Regions from separate parts of the Homo sapiens genome. Here region 2 is linked to region 1. Evidence: chromatin loops called from intact Hi-C (ENCODE). Cell type or tissue: GM12878. All regions are shown on one strand. Each heading gives the region's core, and the rest is flanking DNA. Links, peaks and the distances in the headings are about the cores only.

Region 1 (5,402 bases), core at 204-5,203:
TCTGTCCAACTTATCATCTAGTATTCTCAATAGTAAGCCCAAATTATCTGTTATATGTTATTCAGGTTTATGTAATTATGTAAGTTTATTTTTAATTTTAATTTAATTATCTCACCATGTTTATGTACAGATTATTTTCAATATTTTAAAAATATTTATCATGAGTTGCCTTTCCATGTTATTTAAATGTATTTTCTAATGGGATGTCATTGTTTTTAGTTCACATTCATTACAACCTGAAAATTTAAAGCTTATTGCTTCTTGTTATATTTAGTACAATCTTCCCCATAAATGGGACACTGTTATGCAATTGTTTTTAATGTAAAAATCCAGAATTATTATGAGGTTATACTTTATCTTGCATGACAGTGAGTGGAAGATTATATAACTTCCATTTGCTTTAAGAAGAACCCTGGCTAGCTGACACAGCTGTTACGATAATGGTAATTTGGTGCTGAATGAGAAAGACGCTATCCTGGGAGAGAATTTCCATAACTATTGCATCTAATATCAGAAAAGAAGTAATTTCCTCCCGTACTGCATCCAAAATATTCTGTGAGTTCAGGGACAAGAAAATGGCGTGTTTAAAATCTATATACCCACCATTAGCTTCTACCATTCCTTTGTTCATCTAATGCATTTTTGACATATTTCAATGACAAAAAAAATTGAAGAAATGTATAGAAATGCAAATCCATACCTTTCTAATTCCATCTATTAGAAATGATTTACATCCAATCACACACACACACATACACATACACACACACACACACACGCACACACGTAGTGTCATGGATACCTCAGAAAGTTTATTTGAGGATAGAATTAATTTTCTATAGATTTAGTTAAAGACCCTTTCAATAATAATATGGTTGGCTTATTGCCAAGTTTGTTTGGAAGAGTGTGAATGTACTACAGAGACATAATTATCTCTGTAGTTACCATTTATTAAAGAACAATTTAGAAGAATATAAATCAGCTACTGAATTGAAATTGTGGAAAGTGTTTGTAAGCTCCTTGGAATCTGGGACTACCTAGGTATATTCTCTTTTCTCTCTTTTTAATTAGTTTTACAGCATAAGTTCAGACAAGATTAACACTCACAAGAAAATAAAGATATGCATTAAGAAATATATATATATTATAGCAATACAATATGTTGAAATATAGTACAGAAACTTTTCTGTATTTTTGCTTTGGGTTGTAATTTTTGAAAATACATTTTTTTTAATATATAAAAAATGTATTGAAAGTTTGTTTCCCTCTGGTGTATTGTCCATGCAGTACTCTGTATATGAACTCAATCACTGGTTTCAGAGTAATCTCCCCACAAATACCATCTATGAGTTGGAAAAATACAAAACAGTTTTGAAAACACCACATAGTATTCTAAGGCAGTCAAGATTTGAAGGACAAAGATCTTGGAGATAAATGCTCACTGATGCAAGCCAAACTTCTCTGCAGCTTTTTTTCCAGAGAGTATTTGCTGGTTCACACAAGAGCAATAAGGACTTAGTAGAAAAAAGCATATATTATTTAATGCATTTCACTGAATTTAGAAGTGAAATATAAGGGAGTTTGGGTCTATAGAGGCAAAAATGATTTCGGAGAAAAGAATCCCAAAGAACAAAAGGACATTAAGAAGTAAACCCAACATTCTGCAGGAATTTCTCCTTGGGGCATATAGTAAATAATATGCTAAACATAAATGGACCAACTGCAGAGAAAGCAAGCAGAATACACCTGCTAACTAAAAATAACAAGTATAGATCTCAACATTCTTACAGTACAGAGAAGAAAACAATTTGAGTTCAAAGACTGCAAGTAGGAAGCAGCCCAGTAAACACTTCAGGGTTTCAAATGGATATCTCTGAGGTAATTGGAGATGACCTAGAAATAAAGGAAAAATTATTAATAGCCTCAAAGTATTTTTTTATTATCTTGCAGTCTTCTGCCAAAATAAATAAATAAATAAATAAATAATAAATACATCCTCTGTGATGGAAGACTACTTTATCCAGAGTGACTACAATTTGTCTTATACAAACTCATACATTTAACAACAAAATAATTTGCCATGTTTACCAGGAAGCAGAACATAGAAACAAATAATTAGAATTATATAAAAGTCAATAGAAAAAGATTTATAAGTAATAAAAATTATTAGAAAAAATATTAAAACAACTATGGCTAAGAGTTTTTAAAAAGGGGACAAACTTTTTTAAAATTCTATTTTAGGCCGGGCGCAGTGGCTCAGGCCTGTAATCCCAGCATTTTGGGAGGCCGAGGCGGGCGGATCACAAGGTCAGAAGATCGAGACCATCTTGGCTAACACGGTGAAACCCCGGCTCTACTAAAAATACAAAAATTAGCCGGGCGTGGCGGCGTGCACCTGTAGTCCCAGCTGCTGGGGAGGCTGAGGCAGGAGAATGGCGTGAACCCGGGAGGCAGAGCTTGCAGTGAGCCGAGATCCCGCCACTGCACTCCAGCCTGGGCGACAGAGCCAGACTCCATCTCACACAAAAAAAATAAAATAAAATAAAATAAAAAATAAAATTAAAAAAATTCTATTTTAGGATCCAGGGTAAATGTGCAGGTTTGTTATATAGGTAAAATGCGTGTCACGGGGGTTTGGCATACAGATTTTATTGTTACCCAGGTAATAAGCATAGTACCCAAGTTGGTAATTTTTCTATCCTCACCCTCTTCTGAATCTCCACTCTCAAGCAGGCCACGTTTTCTGTTGTTCCCTTCTTTGTGTTCATATGTACTCAGTATTTAGTTCCCACTTCTAAGTGAGAACATGCAGTATTTTGTTTTCTGTTCCTGTGTTAGTTCACTTAGGATAATGACCTCCAGTTCCATCCATGTTACTGCAAAGGGCATGATCTCATTATTTTTATGGCTCCATGTTATTCCAGGGTGTATATGAACCACTCTTTATTCAGTCCACCATTGATGGGCACTTAGGTTAATTCCATGTCTTTGTTATTGTGAATAATGCTGTGATGAACATACATTCACATAAGTTTTTATGACAGAATAATTTATATTCCTTTTGGTATATATCCAATAATGGAATTGTCAAAGCAAGTGGCAATTCTGCTTTGAGATCTTTGAGGAATTACCAAACTGCTTTCCACAGTGGTTGAACAAATTTACATTCTCACCAGCAGTATATAAGTGTTCCCTTTTCTCTGCACCCTTGTCACCATTTGTCATTTTTTGACTTTTTAGTGATAGCCATTCTGACTGATGTGGCATGGTATCTCACTGTGGTTTTGATTTGCATTTCTCTTTATTAGTGATGTTGAGCACTTTTTATATGCTTGTTGGAGGGCTGTATATATTCTTCTGAGAAGTGTCTGTTCATGTCCTTTGCCTGCTTTATAATTGGGTTTTTTGTTTTTTGCTTGTAGATATGTTAAAGTTCCAGATTCTAGATATTAGCCATTGTTGGGTGCATCTCTTACAAAAATTTTCTTTCATTCTGTAGGGTGTCTGTTTATTGATAGTTTCTTTTGCTGTGCAGAAGCTCTTTAGTTAAATTAGGTCCCATTAGTCAATTTTTTTTGTTGTAATTGCTTTTGGCATCTTCATCACGAAATCTTTGCCAGGGCCTATGTACAGAATGGCGCTTACTAGATTATCTTACAGAGTTTTTAGAGTTGTTTTAGCTTTTACACTTAAGTCTTGAATCCATCTTCAGTTGATTCTAAGGAATGGGTCCAGTTTCAGTCTTCTGTATATGGCTAGCCTATTATCCCTGCACCAGAACAGAATGGAGAACTCAGAAATAATGCCATACACTTACAACCATCTGATCTTCAACAAAATCGACAAAAATAAGCATTTGCTGTTCACAAAAAAAAAAAACACATATTTTAAAGCTGTGGAACATTTAACTTTCCTAGAAAAAGGATAAAAAATAGTGTTCTACTCAAATTTCAACCAAAAGAAAGTTGCTGATGCCATATAAAAACTATACTTTAAGAATAGAAATACTAGAAGAGATGAAGAGGGCTACTTCACAATTATAAATAATCCAATTTAACAGGAAAATGTAATCATCCTAAAAGTTAATTACCATGTGACATATTTGTAACATATGTGTAGCAAAACCTAAGTAATATTTATGTAACTAGCATAAAACATACACTACCACATATGTACCTAGTAACATTACCAAACTATTTGTATAGGTTGAGAAAACTAAAATAAAATATAGAAGAATTTACAATTACAGCTAGAGATTTTAACAAACCATGTAAGTAATAGCTGGAATACACACACACACACACACACACACACACACACACAAACTCACAGGCAGAATTGGTAAGTATATAAACATTTTGAACAATACAATTTGAATTTAACCAAACTGAAACCCAAACTGTGACAAATATTCATTTCAAATTAGCAAGGAGTTCTCACCAAAATTTACAGAATACCTAAGGGCACTAAACAGACTGAGAAATCTTAATTACAGACATAAAACATCTTTGATAAAAAAGAGATTGACAGATGGCTTGACACATGACTTAAAGCAGAGAGAAGGTACCATCCTCAGGGAGCCAAACTGGGCCCTACTTAAGGACTATTCCCCATTTCTTGAGATCTGGAGATATATGTGTGACTGAATTCCAGAGTTGTTGTGGACCAGTAACTGCTATATGCTCTCATTCCTCTCTGTTTTGAATGAGAGTGAATCCTGCTGTTATCTTGTCCCTGTTTCACACTTGTAGTTTGGGAATTCAGAGGTATTAGTTCATAGGTCTCAGTTAAGAGGGTTCCCTGAGAAGCTACAAATGAGTGGGACTTGATCTGCCTCATACACACTTGGGAGTGATTTAGATAACAGGATACTAAAACCTAAGCATGATTCTGATGTAGTAATGTGATTAGAATTTTGGAGTAGACAGTGAGTATATGGGCATATGGGAAAAATATAAATATTTGTGTCCAGGATGCAAGTGTTTTAGATTGAAAATTGCATATAGTATTAATTCAGAGGTGTGAGTGTTAATTTGAAAATATATATTGTAATACTAGAGCAACAATTAAAAAATTAAACATAGAGCCGTAGTTAAAAACGTCAATGAGAATAAAATAATTTTTTTAAAAAAACAACAAAAAATTTACACCAAAAATTCAGGACAAGAGAAAGACAAAAACAAACAACACATGACAAAATTTAAAAAAAAAATTGAAGAGATGGAATCAAGCCCACCATTATCAATAACTACATTAAAAATAAGTTGAATAAGGATATGAACAGACACTTTTCAAAAGAAGACATATATATGGCCAACAAGCATATGAAAAAGAAAGCTCAATATCATCAATCATTAGAGAAATGCAAAGCAAAACCGCAATGAGATATCATCACACACTAG
Region 2 (5,402 bases), core at 200-5,199, 80 kb before region 1:
AACAGAGTGAAATGACTACCTCTTGAATGAGAGAAACTATTTGCAAATTGCTTATCTGACAGAGGACTAACATGCTGAATTTACAAGGATCTCAAACAACTAAACAACAAAAAAGACAAATAATTCCATTAATAAATGGGCAAATAGCATGAGTAGACATTTCTGAAAAGAATACTTACAAATGGCCAATATGTGTATATGAAGGTTTTCTCAACACCACTAATCACTGCGGAAATGCAAATTTAATAAAACTAATAAAATATAATTTCTCCCCAATCAGAATAGCTATTTGTAAATATATATTAAAAAAAACAGATGCTGGTTAGGATGCAGAGAAAAGAGAAATCTTACACACTGTTGGGGGCAATGTGTAACCATTTTGAAAAAAAGTATGAAGATTTTCCAAAAAACTAAAACTAGAACTACCATTTGATCCCCAGCAATCTCACTACTGGGTATCTATCCAAAATAAATATATAAAAATAATACCTGTGCTCATATGTTTATTGCAGCACTATTCACAATAGCAAAGATAATGCAATCAACCCAAGTGTCCATCAACAGATAAACTGATAAAGAAAACGTTGTTTGTGTATGTGTATATAATAGAAAAATGGATAAAGAAAATATATGTGTATATGTGAATATATATGTACAGTGTATAGTGTGTGTGTATATGGGTGTGTGTATACATATACACACACACATATATACACACACATATGTATGGTGTGTGTAATACTATTTGACCATAACAAATAAAATCATGTCATTCCCAGCAACATGGATGGAATTGAAGGACATTATGTTAAGATAAGCCAGGCAAAGAAAGACTAATACCTCATATTCTCACTCATAAGTGGAGGCTAAAATATCTAGAATGTTTTACAAGTGCTGATAATTACCTACTTGACTATCAAAGCAGAAATTAACTTAACTTGAATGACCTGCCATACTACGCTATTATATATAGAGATAGAACTCTAAGATTAAAACCCAACTAAATGTTGATATAATCTTATCACCTAAACTATAATTAAGTGAAGGTTGAATCATGACCCAAGATTTTTAGCAGTATATAAAGATAATTGAAATAGATATCATTATTCCTGCATTTGATGAAAATCATAGAAAGTTTGAGTTTATAACAAAATAATCATACGTGAATTAACTATTTACAGTTAAAATTGAGCTAGTAGCTATGGGTAGACACAAGCTGAATATAGTAGAACACTACTGATCCTTACATGAATTGTAGCATTCTTTACCAATTTTTGGCTTGTTGTCACTTTAGCTTTTTATAAACTCAGCTTCATTTAGTAATCCTCTTAATCCTCTTCATATTTTCTGCTTTCATACTTGTCATATGACTACTTTTCTTCACTGATAACTTTTTTAAAATCATTTTCTTACCTATCCATGTCATTTTTATTTCAGTTCTTAAGCTTATTTCATAGTTGACTTCATTTTCTGTCTACAAAATATTCTCCTTAACATATATTGAACTATGATATTCATAAAAAAATTATGTGCTAACACTAAAAAGAATGAAGACCTTTGCTATAATGCCAGAGCTTTGAAGAAAAGATTATGCTCTCTTTCAAATATGTACCATTTCTAATGTCTGATAATTAAATCTGTGCAACAAATAACTGAGATGACCTTAGGAAGTAGTGATATTCATTAAAAAATTATCTGGAAATTTGCTAGATAACTATTTACCACAGCTGTGAGTATATGTGCAGATGTATAGAGTCCACCCTCAATGCGGGGTTCAGGTAAAGTAACATAAAAGTCTCTTATGGCCCTGACATTTTGACATATTTTAGCTACCTGTATGTAATAATGAAAATGTTTGACTCCCCACCATACTTTATTAAATACGAACCATATCATTATTTTGTGGTCTGTTGTATTTACTGCAAAATATTTTTTATCCCTCTACCATATAATATTTTCTTTATACATTTAATACTTGGGCAAAATCGAAGCTTTCTAATTCACGTTATTAAATGGACTTTTTAATGTCATCAAAACTCACTATGGCATAAAACTGTACTATACTTAATTCTTAATTACTGTTAATTATACTAGATGTAATTCCATTCAAAGGCTTAATGTTATATGTCAAAATCACAGCAATCAGCATAGTTAACATAGATTCTCTGTTATCTCAATTTTATCGCTATAAAATCAAAAGAGTAACTATCTTTGCTGCGAGTGTTAAATAAATTGCCAAATATGACAATTATGTCAAAGGGTAGGAGGGGAATAAATCTCTAAAGGAGTGAAGTCCAAAGAGTGAGCCACTTGGGGTTTAAGTGTCCAGGTGATGAAAGATAACACATAAAATATCATTTTAGCACCTTTAAATTATACTAAATGGAAAGCATTGAGAATGGCAAAAAATAAAAAGACATGAATGAGGGGACGAGGATACAGAGATGTAAAAAATGGAGTAACATTTAAGGCCCTTGCAAAGTTTACTAACTCTTGTCATTTCCTGTGCATTTTAACTCTACAACACCAGGAGTGATTATTTTAGAACTTAGACATAAGTACTACACACATATATACCTAAACATTTTGTATGTCATCATATCTCCTGCTGAACGATTAACAATATATATATATATAATTTTCTGTCTCATCAACATTTGCGTGTGTAAAACAATTCCATTAGCAACATCTTTTGTAATAAGAAATAATGACTAAATTTGACAGTCATATCAGCTAGATATTAATTTCTAAAGTTAGAGTAAGAGGTGTAATTGAAATGAATTACTGGCAGCTTTGAATTTACTGATACAGGAAAGAATCTCTCCATTAAACTTGAGAATAACCACTGTGGCTTCACTGAACAATTTGCTAAAGCATATTGCAGTGCATTGGATATTTTCTTTTCACCCAGTTTTTCCATTGCCTGGGGTGGTTTCCATCTTCTCTACTTAGTGATTCCCGAACCAGTGTAAAAATCACTATTGTCCTGAAAATCAAAAAATCCTCTAGAGATCACTCAATAGCCATTTTATCCTGTTCCAGTGGTAACAATCTTTTTCTACTGCTATATCACTTATTTGCATAATAATTATTTGTTTATATTTCTATCTCCCAACTAGAATATAAGCCCCTCAAAGTCAGGCTCATCTTTGTCTGCCAGAACAGGCATAGTGCCTGATACACAGTGGCACCCAAATGCAGAAACAGAATTTTGCATTCTTCTGAATTGGTTGAAATTCTAGTCCTCCATTTTACTTGTTAAACATTACGCATGTTACTTTTTGTTTGTAAGTGCAGCTAAAACATAAAATTTCTGTGTAGTAAAATCTGTTTAAGTAGTAGTTCTTTCTGAAAGAAGTTATGATAGAAGAGGAAAGAGCTGTGGATGTTAATATAAAACAAAATTAAATCCTAAATTAAAAAGGTCTCAGGAAGAAACTTTTAAGATTAGACAATAAAAATGTCTTTAAGAATTCCAATCCCATTTTCTTGTTCAATATGAGGACTTGCATATATATTTATAACTTGCAACAATCCTTTTATGTTTTCTGTTACCAATATATTTGTACCTTTTTTACTGCATTCATAATAAAGAAATCTCTCAACACTTCAAAAATTATTATTACACAGGCTATCACCTTTAACTTTTAATACTCTAAACTTTACCTCTGAAGCCCTTATTCACAAATTTTTAATTTAGTTGTCTGGAATAATAAACGATAATAAAATTTTCATTCATTTTTCCAAAGATATATGTACTGTATGTTTCCTTTGTTATCCAGATGTTTCCAAATTTAGGTAAAATGAATTTATGGATTCAATAGATTCTTTATCTTAAAACAGCATGTGTATGTAATTTTTAATCATTTTACAATAGATATATTAATGAATAAAACATTTTCATTGACAGATGAGTGGATAAAGGAAATGTAGTATATACATACAATAAAACGTACTATTCAGCTTTAAAAAGAAGGAAATTCTGCCATATATGACAACATGTGTGAACCTGGAGGACATTATGCTGACTGAAACAAGTCAGGCACAAAAAGACAAATACTATTTGATTCCACTTATGTGATAAGGAATGACTGTTACTTAAAATATAAACTCATAAAAACAGAGAGAAGAAAAGTGATTTATACCCGTTTGAGTATAAAATTTCAGTTACGCAAGAAGAAGAAATTCTAGTGATCTGCTTTACAATATTGTGCCAATATTTAACAATACTGTGTGCTATCCACTAGAAAATTAGTAAAGAGGCTAGATTTTGTGTTGTGTTCTTACTATAATAATAATAATACAAAGGAACAAACTATTTTGTTTTTAATTGTATAACATAGAAGAAAATTAAAATGAAATATATGAGCCCATATAATTTAGTATGAAGATAAAAAAAAAAGTTCAGGAACAGAATACTCTATTTTCTCCTGTGAACAGATATTATTGTTTTCCTTGCAATTAATGCTCTTTGTATTATTTTCATCTATTTAGCTATTCTCTATCTTCTATCTACCTATTATCCATCCATCTATCCATCCATTCATCCAACCATCCATCCATCCATTCATCCATCTATCCATCTTTCTATATGCTCCATTTTTGTCTGTAGTCTGTAAAGTTTCAATATTAAAATATTAAGAACAGTACTTTCTTCTTAAAATTACATTATGGATTTAAATAACTTTGTTTTTTAAAATAAGATTTATCCCATGATATATTAATCATTTAAAAAAGGATGTTTGTTAGTTTAAGATTTCTTTTAAACTATAACTGTGAATAGCTGCACAGAAACACATCAGCTATTTAATATTTATATATGTATAAATAAAACTATTTTTTCACAAAAATAAATTATGCAATACATATATTGATATCTAAAACATTATTTTTGAAAGTAGACCATTTATATTTTATTGCTAGATGTAACACCTTTATACTATGTAATTTTGCAACACACTATCGAGCCCTCTGGTTTACGTATCTGAAACTTTATTCCTATTATCTGACTGTTTTCTTGATAAAGTTTGAAATCAGAAATTCATACAACTAACATAACAATCATTATCATCATTTTTGACACCCTACAGAATTCCAGTAGCAGATTCTAAAGTTGCTTGGAGTTTAGGAATCTTATGAAGAGTAAAGAAAAATTCAGCTGATTACTAGCACAATGCAGTAGTTGTTTGCCCAGACTGATTTTCATTAGAGAGAAAAAGATCTATTTCTTAGAGGCAGGGTAGACTCTAATTTTTATGCTTAATTCCAGTCTTTATATGTCATTTAATTAATAAAGAGCCATGGGGAAACAACCAATTTAGCTCATATTTAAGCAACTGTTTTAAAATTACCTGAACAGCAAATATAAGCCATTTTAAATGAGAAAATTCGGCTTAATGAAA

The links. A loop is a pair of places that touch in the nucleus more often than their neighbours do. Peaks named below come from ENCODE experiments on the same cell type or tissue, not always from the same donor. Only the 100,000 strongest peaks of a DNase experiment are listed, where the experiment ranks them.
Region 2: it touches region 1 in a loop (2.0-fold over the local background); 1 of 110 quality-filtered maps calls a loop at or near these places.

The regions. Positions count from the first base shown.
Region 1 is chr6:65,920,096-65,925,497 of GRCh38, reverse strand. No RefSeq gene overlaps it. Among named protein-coding and RNA genes, the nearest start is that of EYS, 220 kb to the right of the region's middle. In GM12878, for the core only: no CTCF peak of the experiment used is centred there; a DNase peak (open chromatin) is centred at 3,277.
Region 2 is chr6:66,000,172-66,005,573 of GRCh38, reverse strand. No RefSeq gene overlaps it. Among named protein-coding and RNA genes, the nearest start is that of EYS, 300 kb to the right of the region's middle. In GM12878, for the core only: no CTCF peak of the experiment used is centred there; no DNase peak of the experiment used is centred there.